Linked DNA regions of Homo sapiens: region 1 is linked to region 2. A link is a contact called in ENCODE Hi-C or POLR2A ChIA-PET data. All regions are on one chromosome and are shown on one strand. The core of a region is the stretch at or near the end of the contact, and the rest is flanking DNA. Distances in the headings are between cores, read along the strand shown. Region 1 holds the start of PELATON (plaque enriched lncRNA in atherosclerotic and inflammatory bowel macrophage regulation). Region 2 has its middle 18 kb from the start of CEBPB-AS1.

The links. A loop is a pair of places that touch in the nucleus more often than their neighbours do. ChIA-PET counts read pairs that join two places held with the same protein, here RNA polymerase II (POLR2A). Pooled maps may share reads with other maps.
Region 1: a map of left ventricle myocardium superior shows a loop between it and region 2 (2.7-fold over the local background). The contact joins the promoter of PELATON here to the enhancer-like site in region 2. A Hi-C loop is called at or near these places in 14 of 168 maps with a recorded cell type or tissue (CD14-positive monocyte, Right ventricle myocardium inferior, cardiac septum and 10 more) and 11 of 50 pooled maps. POLR2A ChIA-PET finds 5 or more read pairs at or near these places in 4 of 52 experiments (CD4-positive, alpha-beta T cell, Caco-2, HepG2 and 1 more).

What each region holds. Positions count from the first base shown.
Region 1 is chr20:50,263,288-50,269,139 of GRCh38, forward strand. PELATON (plaque enriched lncRNA in atherosclerotic and inflammatory bowel macrophage regulation) reads left to right here and starts at 4,191. Exons shown (of 4, transcript NR_170992.1): 1 at 4,191-4,376. LOC105372656 (a long non-coding RNA gene) reads left to right here. Exons shown (of 3, transcript XR_936835.3): 3 at 915-959.
Region 2 is chr20:50,207,376-50,213,200 of GRCh38, forward strand. No RefSeq gene overlaps it. Among named protein-coding and RNA genes, the nearest start is that of CEBPB-AS1, 18 kb to the left of the region's middle. Within about 2 kb of position 4,221, at least 2 of the 41 ENCODE cell types and tissues checked have a DNase peak (open chromatin) inside an H3K27ac peak, as active enhancers do.

The sequences.
Region 1 (5,852 bases), core at 2,941-5,440, 56 kb after region 2:
TCAAGCGATTCCTGTGCCTCAGCCTCCTGAATAGCTGGGATTACAGACGTGCGACACCATGCCCAGCTAATTTTTGTATTTTTGGTAGAGGACTGGGTTTCACCATGTTGGCCAGGCTGGTCTCAAGCTTCTGGCCACAAGTGATCCGCCCACCTCAGCCTCCCAAAATGCTGGGATTACAGGTATGGGCCACCGCTCCTGGCCTTGTGTGGGTATTCTTGAGTGAAAAATACAAGATGCAGAAAAGGATGCCCAATGTGATTCTGATTTGTAAAAGGAATGACAGATAAAGAAACCCTTTGTCCGGGCAGACAGTCTGTATGGGATTTTCATTCTTACAGAAAAATAGGTAAGAATCCATTCTCAATGGTCACCAAGGGAAAAAAAGAAGGCTTTTGCAGAAAAGTAAAAATGAAAAACCACAACAGTGCACACACAGTGGCTCCATGCGGGCATGTGAGACACACTAGACTGAGTGATTGTATGTGCAGATGTGAAAAAAACAGCAAACAACAAAATCAGCCCCGAAACTAGTCTCTCTAGGAGGGGCTGGGCAGGAGCCTGGTCAGATGGAGAAACTGAAGTTGGGAAGAGGGGAGGGAACTCCTAGGAGAGAGTGATCTCCAAAAACTGCTCCCCACCCCTCCTTTTTAACTCCCTCCCCAAATACCAGGTCCCATTGGAGCCAAATTTCCTCAGTGTTTTGGAATCTCAGACCCGCAGGCAGGAGACAGATTCTTCCCCATGGAGGATGCGGTTGGGTTTTTAAGCTCCTGTAGATTGAGCACTTACTACCTGCTAAGTGTTTCACCTACCTTATGGCCTGAGTCCTCTCCCAGCCCCTGAGGAAAAGCTATTGTTCCCTTATTTATTTATTGTTATTGTTACTTTTTATTTATTTACTTATTTTTTAGATGGAGTCCCGCTCTGTTGCCCATGCTGGAGTGCAGTGTCGCGATCTGGGTTCGCTGCAACCTCCGCCTCCCAGGTTCAAGTGATTCTCCTGCCTCAGCCTCCTGAGTAGCTACGATTACAGGTGCCCACCACCACGCCTGGCTAATTTTGTCTTTTTAGCAGAGACAGCGTTTCACCATGTTGGTCAGGCTGGTCTCAAACTCCTGACCTCAAGTGATCTTCCCACCTCGGCCTCCCAAAGTGCTGGGATTACAGGCGTGAGCTGCCGTGCTCAGCTGCTCCCCCATTTTTTTCGTTCAGGAAAGCAAAGTTCAGAGAGGAGTAGGTTTCTGTGCAGGGCGTGTGGCAGAGCTGGACTTGAACTCAGGGCGGAATCCTTAGCCATGGTGCCCCCTGCCACATGGTTCGGCTTTCCTTCATCTCTGCTCCCCAAGATGCCTGGCTCCAGCTGAAGATCCAGGGTTCCCAGGTTCCTCTTCTGGGGACAGGTCCTCCTTCAGCCTGACCTGAGCTCTGCCACTTCCACCGGCATGAACTGTAGCAACAATTTGGCTACCCGGGCCTCATTCTCTCCATCTGGAAAATGGGCACAGCATGTGCCTTTCTGCACAGTGAGGTCATGAAGGATTGATGAGGCAACACGCAAGGAGCGTAAGCCTAGGGCCTGGCACCCAGGAGGCCACCCCAGTGGGCCCTGCTGGGTTTCCGATTTCCCCTGTGACACCTCCTGGGGGCCGGATCCCCAGCGGGAGGAGGGATGAGGCCTGGGGGGCCTGGCTCTGGCACAATGCAGAGCATTGAGCTCATGCCAGCCTTGGCTTTGGGTTTGGACAAATACAGTAATCTGGGCAGGACTCACACAAAGACCTGGGGGCCAGGTCAGGCGAGGGGCGTCAGGTTACCCCTGTGGGCTGCAGCCACACAGGCGGCTTGGGGGGTGTATTTTTTTTCCCTAAAGATTATCATTAAATGAGCCCTCACCGAGGCCTCAGCAGGCAGGTTTCATTACAGGAAAAACTGAGGTATAGGGGTTTGCAGGCCTAACGGGACACGCTGTCACTGTGATAGGAACAGCATTAGCAATAATAACAGCTGTCCTTCCGGACTGGTTCCCAAGGGCTAGGCCCTAGGTGAATAATAAGCCTTTTCTCGATCCTTTCTGCAGCCCGAGAGGAAAGCCCCATGCTATCCCCATTTCATAGATGGGAAAACTGAGGCTTGAGGACACTTTGCGGCCTCCAAGGGCTGTTCTCTTCATTCCTCCAGCAGAGTGGATATGAGACGGTGCAGGGTCTGGAATGTCTGGGCAGAAGGAAGAGCTGGAGCAAAGGCCTGGAGGCTGGAGAGCGCTGTCGGGGGGCAAGTGGGGCAGTGTCCCACTGCGGGGTTTCATCTCAGCTCTGCCATGTCTTGGCTACGTGACCTCTGACACCCTACTGGGCCTCTTTGATCCCAGACTCACCTGTAGAATGGGTGTGTGAGAAGAAAACCTTCTGGAGCGGGGTGTTGAGGAGAGAACAGTGCCTGACACATCATAATAATAATGCTGAATAGATGTTATTTTCATTCCTAACCACTTCCTCCAGGAAGCCCATCCTGACCTCTAGCTCCCAAAGTCACCTGGACTTCCTCCATCACAGACCTTGCCACAGTGTGAGAAACTGCCTCATCCACACACCAGCTTCTCACCTCCACCCAGACCCTCTGATTGGGACTCCCCTGAAGACTGTGTCCCCAGAGCCCAGAAAGAGTCCAGCACAGAGCAGCTGAGGGGGCAGGTGCTGGTGAACAGTGTCAATGAGCCCCTGCTACTCACCAAGCCCTTCACACACGGGTCCTTCATTTAATGTCTTTCTTCTCCTAGATAGAACCTTGGCTTTGCCAAGACCGGTATAGTTGCTGCTCAAGAAATATGTGAGGAAATTGTTGAGATGAACCAGCACTCAGGGGAAGGGAGGCTTTCTGAGGCTGGGGCCTTAGCAGGTGGAGCTCCTGGGATAATAATAATAAGAAAGATGCCTGGACGCGGTGACTCACACCTGGAATCCCAGCAATTTGGGAGGCTAAGGCAGGCAGATCACTTCAGGCCAGGAGTTCAAGACCAGCCTGGTCAACATGGTGAAACCTGGTCTCTACTAAAAATACAAAAAATTAGCTGGGCCTGGTGGTGTGAGCCTATAGTCCTAGCTTCTCGGGAGGCTGAGGCTGGAGGGTCAATGATTGAACCTGGGAGGTGGAGCTTGTAGTGAGCCGAGATCGCGCCACTGCCACTGCACTCCAGGCTGGGCAACACAGTGAGACTCTGCCTCCAAAAAGAAAGACAACAATAATCATTAGTCTTTACTCTGCTCCAGGCACCAGGCTGAGTCTTCTCAGTTCATCTCCCCAGCAGATTAGTTCTATTATTGTTTCCATTTCACAGATGGGAAAATCAAGGCACAGGGAGGGGAGGTGGCTTACTCCAGGTCACACAGTTAGTGAGAGGCAGAGGCAGGATCAAAGCCAAGCCTGTTTGACTGAGGAGCCCGCCCCGAGACCTTAACCACACAACCCCTCCCTAGAAGGAAGGTGCCACTACTGGACACATTTTGGAGATGGAAACCAAGGCTAAGAGAGTCAGGATGGCCTGCCCATGTCTGGACACAGAAACTGAGGTTAAGCAGGAGATGCCCGAGGCGGGGTCCCTGTCTCCTAGGCCAGCACCCTGAAGAAGGGGTGGGAGACAACCCCCCACCCCCCAAGCTGTCCCCTGCTTGTTGGAGTTTCTGGTCAATACCCTGGCCTCTGTTACCCAGCCCAGCACCCAAGACGCTGCCTCTTCCGCCTGCCTGGAGTCTCGGGTGCCTTCACAATCGGATTCTCTGTCTCTGCAGCTGCTTTCCATTTGAGCCCTTTGTGCTGAAAATAAAAAAAATGAAAAGAAAACTTGGCACCACCCCTCTGCTTTGCTTCCTGGGGAGGAAGGAGGATCCCAGCTACTTCTTTCCCTCATTCTGGGGCCCAGAGATACCCACAGCCTGCCCGAGGTCACACAGCAGGGTTGGAGCCGGGACCCTGGCCTTAGACTCCCCTTCCAGTGCTCTACCCACTCTGGCCACTGCCTCTGATGTTCCTGGCTCTTCCTCTAGGCCCGTGAGGAGCAGAGAAATTAGGATGAATGTTCCCGAGCCCTACCACATGCTGGGCACTCTGCCATCCTGGGCTCACGAAACCCTCATGACAGCCCTGTGAGGTCCCGTCATCCCATTTAACCAACAAGGAAGCTGAGGCTCAGAGAGGGGAAGCGCCCAAGGTCACACAGCTGGGATGTGGCAGAGCTGGGGTTCCAGCTCCTGTTCCCATTGCTGGACAGCTGCCACATCTGGCACCCAATTTAGGACCCCGCGGGGAGGCCCAAGCCCCGGGGGTGGCGGGGGATCCTAGAGGAAAGTGGCAAGGCCAGGACCCTGGAGCAGAGCCAGGTAGGAACAATGGGTTCTCAGAGACCAAGGTGGCAGGGCGGGGCGGCTGCTGAGCAGGGGCGGCAGGGCGAGGTGGCGGGCGGGGCCCAGGAGACTTCATGCTCCCGCCTCCTACTCCAGCTCCCTGTTTGGGATCTGGGGACGCTCCAAGCACCTCAGCTTCTCAACCTGGACAGACCCACGGCTCCAGCAGGAGGCAGGGCCAGCCCTGTGTATAACCATAAATATAATGGGCAATAATCAGATTTCACGCTTACCGAGCCCTACTACAGGCCAGACACTGGGTCAAGGGTCCTTCCTGGGTCATCACAATCAGCCTAGGAGGTGCAATTAGGATTAGTGGCTTTTTACAGATGCGGAAACAGAGGTCCAGGGAGCTACTCAGCACCTGCTGTGCCAGGACAAAGAACTTTGGGAAGTGGGGCCCTCAGAGGGTGGGTACCCTGTTCCCAGAGGCAGGAAAGTTGAGGTGGACTGGACTCAGTGGGGCTCAGTGGGACACCGTGGGGAGTCAGTGCTCTCTGGGGGCGAGATGAATTAGAGGGAGCCCTTTTGGTTTTTTAGAATCTGAACATGGGGCGGGGGAAGCAGAGATGTGGGGAGCAGATGAAGCCTCCCTGGCACTGCTGGGAGGATTAAAGGACTTGATGGACACCCAGGGCTTGGAAATGTACCTGGTAGAGAGTAGGTGCTCAGGGAACAACTCCTGTTTGCAGAAACAGCAACTCACACTTAGGGAGCCTGCTGTGCATCTGAACCCCGTGCTTGGGTGTTTCTGACCCCCTTCCAGCTCTCATCCCTCCTCTCTCCATTTTCTCCCCTGTCTCAGGTTCATTCCTATGTTTCCTCTTGCCCCAATTAGGCCATCTTCTATGACTGCAACAGTAAAAATATTAATTAAATCTTATAACATGAAGTCTAACGTGGGGCCATTCCAGTGTTCCAGGGCAGGCTCCCTGCGCTCTAGGTAGGCATCTCTTCACTTCTCTTTCTTCATGGGCCCCAGTGCCTGCTGTGGCTCAAGACATCACGTCCCACATGATCACATCCTAACTAGGAAGAGATGAACAGAAAAGGGGACTTTCTCCTCCAGGATCTCACTTTTTTTTTTTTTTTTTTTTTTGAGACAGAGTCTTGCTCTGTTGCCCAGGCTGGAGTGCAATGGCACGATCTCGGCTTACTGCAACCTCCGCCTCCTGGGTTCAAGCGATTCTCCTACCTCAGCCTCCCACATAGCTGGGATTACAGGCGTGGGCCACCACTCCCAGCTAATTTTTTGTATTTTTAGTAGAGATGAATTTTCACCATGTTGGCCAGGCTGGTCTCAAACTCCTGACTTCAGGTGATCCACCCACCTCAGCCTCCCAAAAGTGCTAGGATTACAGGCGTGAGCCACCGTGCCCAGCCAACAATTTTTCTTACATGTCCCAGTGGATGTCCCCTGGTGTCTCATGGAATGATGGGCTCACATGTCCA
Region 2 (5,825 bases), core at 2,971-5,470:
TGCCTGCAGTGGGACATGAGGAAGACTTCTGGGATCTGCAAAATTCCTATGTTTTACCCCAGGTGGTAGTTCCATGAATTTATCCATATATAAGAATTCAGGCCAGGCATAGTGGCTCACACCTGTAACCCCAGCACTTTGGGAGGCCGAGGTGGGAGGATCACTTGAGCCCAGGAGTTCCAGACCAGCCTGGGCAATGTAGGGAGACACAGTCTCTACAAAAAATAAATAATATTAGCTAGATATGGTGGTATACACCTGTAGTCCCAGTTACTCAGGAGGCTGAGGTGGGAGGATCGCTTGAACCCAGGAAGTCAAGGCTGTAGTGAGCCATGGTTGTGGCACTGCACTCCAGCCTGAGTGACAGAGCAAGACCCTGTCTCAACAACAACAACAACAACAACAACAACAAAGAAGAGTTCATTGAGCTGTCTGTTTATGCGCTTTACTGTACATATGTTAAACGCCAGCATCAAAGTAGAAACCTAAAATCAATGAACTCATGCTGCACATTGAACATAGGAGAGTCAGGTGGGCAGGGAGTAGGGATTGGGGTGAAAGGGAATAAATGAATACAACTAGAGGGCAGCCTGTGTGGGCAATCATGATAACATGTTGCGAATTGAGGCATCAGATAACGTCACCCTGCACACCTGAGGTTCAAAAAGAAAAGCCAAAAAAGACCCAGGAGCTCAGAGGGGGAGTGTACCTTGTCTGAGGTCACACAGCTGGTGGGTGGCAGAGGCAGGATTTGAACCTGGGTCTGAGGAACCCCAGAGTGTGCTCCTTACCCAGTGCTCTGGCCTGGACTCTCCGGGCTGGACAGCTCTGCTGTGCTCCCAGAGGTCCCTAGGGTCTGGCAGGGGATGGCGAAATGACTGCTTGGCAAAGACCATTGCAGCTCAGAGCTCACAGCTCCAAGTCGGGAGGGGAGTCAGTGGAGCAAAGGGTGGCTCCCATCCCTGGAGCCTTCCCTCCCTGGCCTAGGGTGGCTCTGCCACCCTCCGTCCACCTCCCGCCGGCCTTTGCCTTCCTTCCTGGGCCAGCGTGTGGACTCTGGAGCCCTGCAGGGTTGGGTGTGAATCCCAGTTCTTCTTCTTTCTGGCTCTGCAACCTGGGGTGAGTGGCCTACTTTGTACCTCCGTTTCCACTTTCAGAGCCTGCCTATGACAGCATTTACTTAATAGCATTGGTGAGCAGAGTCGAGGAGTCAAAAGTGTGCAGAACTCAACACCATGCCGGCATGTGCTAATTGTCCAATAATGGCAGCTGCTATTGCTGTTGTTGATGTTATTGCTCCTTGGGAGAGGGGAGCCCCTGTTGCTCTAAGGCCTTACAAACACCAACATGTGAAAACAGCTGGCATGGAATGGAAAGTTCTAGAGAAAGGAGCTTTCTGACTGCCTGAAGGTTATCAGAAAACTTTCTATGCTGGTTTTTGTGAAAGCTCTTGGTAAGCTAGGGTAGAACCAGGGTGGCTTCATGGGAGTACCATCTAGGCAATTCCACAGAGCCCCTTGTTTGGAAGGGCCCCCACTTGGTTTACAGGTCTGCTGTTGTCATCTTGAAATTCTCTCTCTCTTCTTTTTTTTAGATAGAGTCTTGCTCTGTTGTCCAGGCTGGAGTGCAGTGGTGTGATCATGACTCACTGCAGCCTCAACCTCCCAAGCTCAAGTGATCCTCCCGCCTCAGCCTCCTGATTATCTGGGATTACATGCACATGCCACCATGCCCGGGTAATTTTTATTTATTTTTATTTTTATTTTTTGAGACAGAGTCTCACTCTGTTGCCCGGGCTGGAGTGCAGTGGCGCCATCTCTGCTCACTGCAACCTCTGCCTCCTGGGCTCAAGCGATTCTCTTGCCTCCTGAATAGCTGGGATTTCAGACACCCATCACCACGCCTGGCTAATTTTATACATATATATATATATATATATATATATATATATATATATATATATATTTTTTTTTTTTTTTTTTTTTTGTTTTTTTTTGAGACAGAGTCTCACTCTGTCACCAGGCTGGAGTGCAGTGGCAAGATCTCGGCTCACTGCAAACTCCACCTCCCAGGTTCTAAGTGATTCTCCTGCCTCAGCCTCCTGAGTAGCTGGGACTACAGGTGAGTGCCACCATGCCCAGCTAATTTTTGTATTTTTAGTAGAGACAGGGTTTCACCGTATTGGCCAGGATGGTCTTGATCTCTTGACCTTATGATCCACCCGCCTTGTCCTCCCAAAGTGCTGGGATTACAGGCGTGAGCCACCATGCCTGGCCAATTTTTATATCTTTAGTATAGATGGGGTTTCACCATGTTGGCCAGGCTGCGTCTTGAACTCCTGACGTCAAATAATCTGCCCACCTCGGCCTCCCAGAGTGTTGGGTTACAGGCATGAGCCACTGTGCGCAGCAATTTTTATTTTTATTTATTTATTTATTTTGAGACGGAGTTTTGTTCTTGCCCAGGCTGGAGTGCAATGGCACGGTCTTGGCTCACTGCAACCTCCGCCTCCTGGGTTCAAGTGATTCTCCTGTCTTAGCCTCCCAAGTAGCTGGGATTACAGGCGCCTGCCACCACGCCTGGCTAATTTTTTATACTTTTAGTAGAGACGGGGTTTCACCATGTTGGCCAGGCTGACCTCGAACTCCTGACCTCAGGCAGTCCGCCCGCCTCAGCTTCCCAAAGCTCAGGGGTTGGAGGCATGAGCCACTGCCCCCAGCCCTGGTAATTTTTAAAATTTTATTTTTTGTAGATATTGGAGTAGGGAGGAGTCTCTCTATGTTGCTCTGGTTGGTCTTAAACTCTTGGGCTCAAACAACCCTCCTGCCTTACTCTCCCACAGTGTTGGTATTACAAGCATGAGCTGCCGCACCTGGCCTTGAAATTCTTAATGATTTGTGAACGAGGGCCCTGCATCTTGATGTGGCCAGTCCTGGCTGTACTGTGGCATCCGGCATGGTCACCTAGTACTTTCACCTGAGTTGTCTCCTGAGTGCTCAGGAACACTCTTTGAGGGCAGTTGTCCTCATCGTTAACCTCACTGACCTCAGTTTCCTTACCTGGGAAACGGGAGGAAGTGCATTGTGCCAGGCCACAGAGAAACAATGGGTGAACCTTGGTCTTCTGGCCCTCAGATTCTATCAGTGGGAAACTTGGGCAAGTAAGGGCTAGGCATGCCTACGTGTGTGCCCCTGGAGCACAGAGGAGGTTCTCAGTAGCTACAACTTGCTCTTTGATTCCCTGGCTGGCCTCTCTTTTTGCCCTAAATTTTTTTTATTAAAAAAATTTTTTAAGACACAAGGAGACAGGGCATTAGAGGAAAGAGCTAATACATCCAACCCAGGTGATGGGTTGATGGGTGCAGCAAACCACCATGGCACATGTTTACCTATGTAACAAACCTGCACATCCTGCTCATGTACCCCGGAACTTAATAAATAAATAAATAAATAAATAAAGAGACTGAGTCTTGCTATGTTGCCCAGGCTGGAGTACAGTGGCACAATCATAGCTCTTTGCAGCCTCAAACCCCTGGGCTCAAGTGATCCTCCTGCTTGATCCCAAAGTGCTGGGATTATAGGCGTGAACCACCGTGGCTGGCTGTCTTTTTGCCTTTTTACTAAGAAATTTTGATTTAAATTGATAATAGTAATACAGGTATCCATTCTCTTAACACATGATAACATTTCCAATCAAGCTGAAGTCAGTTCTGGACCATCTGGCCAGGGCTGGCTCCTTTTCACTCTGTCAGCGTGGTTTTATAATTTTGGGGTTTGAACTTCCAGATCTTTGTGTATGCATTTCTTTCATCTCTGTGTGAATGTGGCTTTTCCTTCCTTCCTTTCTTTCTGTTATATCTTTTAAAATGTGAACTTTTACAGAAGTCTAAGCAGGGTACAGAAGATACATTTTTACCACCTGAACACACCAGTGTGAGCAGCACTTGGATAAAAAAGCAGAACTTTTTTTTTTTTTTTGAGACAGGGTCTCACTCTGTCACTGTAGACTGGAGTGCAGTGGCGAGATCTCGGCTCACCACAACCTCTGTCTCGCAGGCTCAAGCGATTCTCCTGCCTCAGCCCCCTGAGTAGCTGGGATTACAGGTGTGCACCACTACTGCCCGGCTAATTTTTGTATTTTTAGTAGAGACAGGGTTTCACCATGTTGGCCAGGCTGGTCTTGAACTCCTAACTTCAGATGATCCACCTGCCTTGGCCTCCCAAAGTGCTGGTATTACAGGTGTGAACTACCACACCTGGCCTGAAACAGAACAAACATTTTTAATCACTGAAAAATGTTTCTGTCTAGGACAACTGCTCTCCTGACTTCTAACAGATTACATTGTTTTGCCTGTTCTACAACTTCATATCAATGGAATCATTCAGAGTATTTGCTTTTGTGTCTGGCTTCTTTTGCTCAGTTAAACTTTTAAAGTTCCTCTATGCAGTACTGTACAGCTTCATTCTCACTACTGTGTTGTGTTCCACTGTCCACTGTGTGACTATACCATAGTCCAGTCTACTGTTGGTAGACAGTTGGGTTATTTCAAGGTTTTGGTTGTTGTGAATAAAGCTGCCATGGACATTCTTCTTTGTGTCTTTTTTCTTTTTCTTTTTTTTATTTTATTTTACGAGTTGGGATCCTGCTTTGTTGCCAAGGCTGGAGTGCATTGGTGCTATCACAGCTCACTGCAGCCTTGAACTCCTGGGCTCAAGTGATCCTCTCATCTCAGCCTCCCGAGTAGCTGGGATCATGGCTATGAGCCACTGCACCCAGCTCTTGTTTGTGTCATTTGGTGGATGCCAGCTCTTGTTTCTATCAAGTTTATACCCGAGGCATCATCACTGGACACATCATTCACGTGTGTTGAGTTTCTGCATATTTCCAAACAGTTTCCAAAGCATTTCGCTACTGCTGTCCTCCATATTTCTGGCCCATCTCGCTCCTTTTTTTTTTTTTTTTTTTTTTTTCAGATGGAGTCTTACTCTGTTGCTCAGGCTGGAGTGAGGTGGCACCATCTCAGCTCACTGCAACCTCCGCCTCCTGGGTTCAAGCGATTCTCCTGCCTCAGCCTTCTGAGTACCTGGGACTACAGGTGTGTGTCACCACACCCGGCTAATTTTTTTGTTGTTGTATTTTTAGAAGAGATGGGGTTTTGCCAGGTATCCGGGCTGGTCTCGAACTCCTGACTTCAAGTGATCTGCCTGCCTCAGCCTCCCAAAGTGCTGGGATTACAGGCGTAAGCCACCATGCCTGGCCCCATCCCTTGATTCTGAGTACACCTGGAGAGGTCAGTCTTTTTAATATGAGCTATTTGGCCATGTGTGTAGTAATATCTCATTGTGGTTTCATTTGCATTTCCGGATGATCGTTCTTTTTAATGCCTTGGCGACCTCACACCAGCCATCTCAATGGGACTTGTTCCTGTCCTTCCGTGATGTTCTTGAGAGCCGTCCACATGGTGCGTTTGCCAGTTTCCTCCTTTGGAAGGTGGCAAGGTCTTCCCACTTGATAAGGACGTCTCCTGTGACTTTGCCTCTGCCCCATATTTCTAGTCCATCTCTTTCCTTGACTCTGAGACCTTTCTGTAAGCGGGGACTCCATGATGTTCACACACTTGGTGCCCGGTAAATAAACAGCTAGTAAATGGACTGACGGAAGCAAAGGGGAAGAAAAACAAAAAAAACCCTCCTCCCCCAAACCCCAATTTGGTTAATTGAGGGGTTCCACTGGGGTGATTTTTGGTCAATTGGAGTTTGCTTGTGAAACCGGTAAGAGCATGGACAATCAACCATAAGGTAGCAACACGCACTGAGCCCAGCACT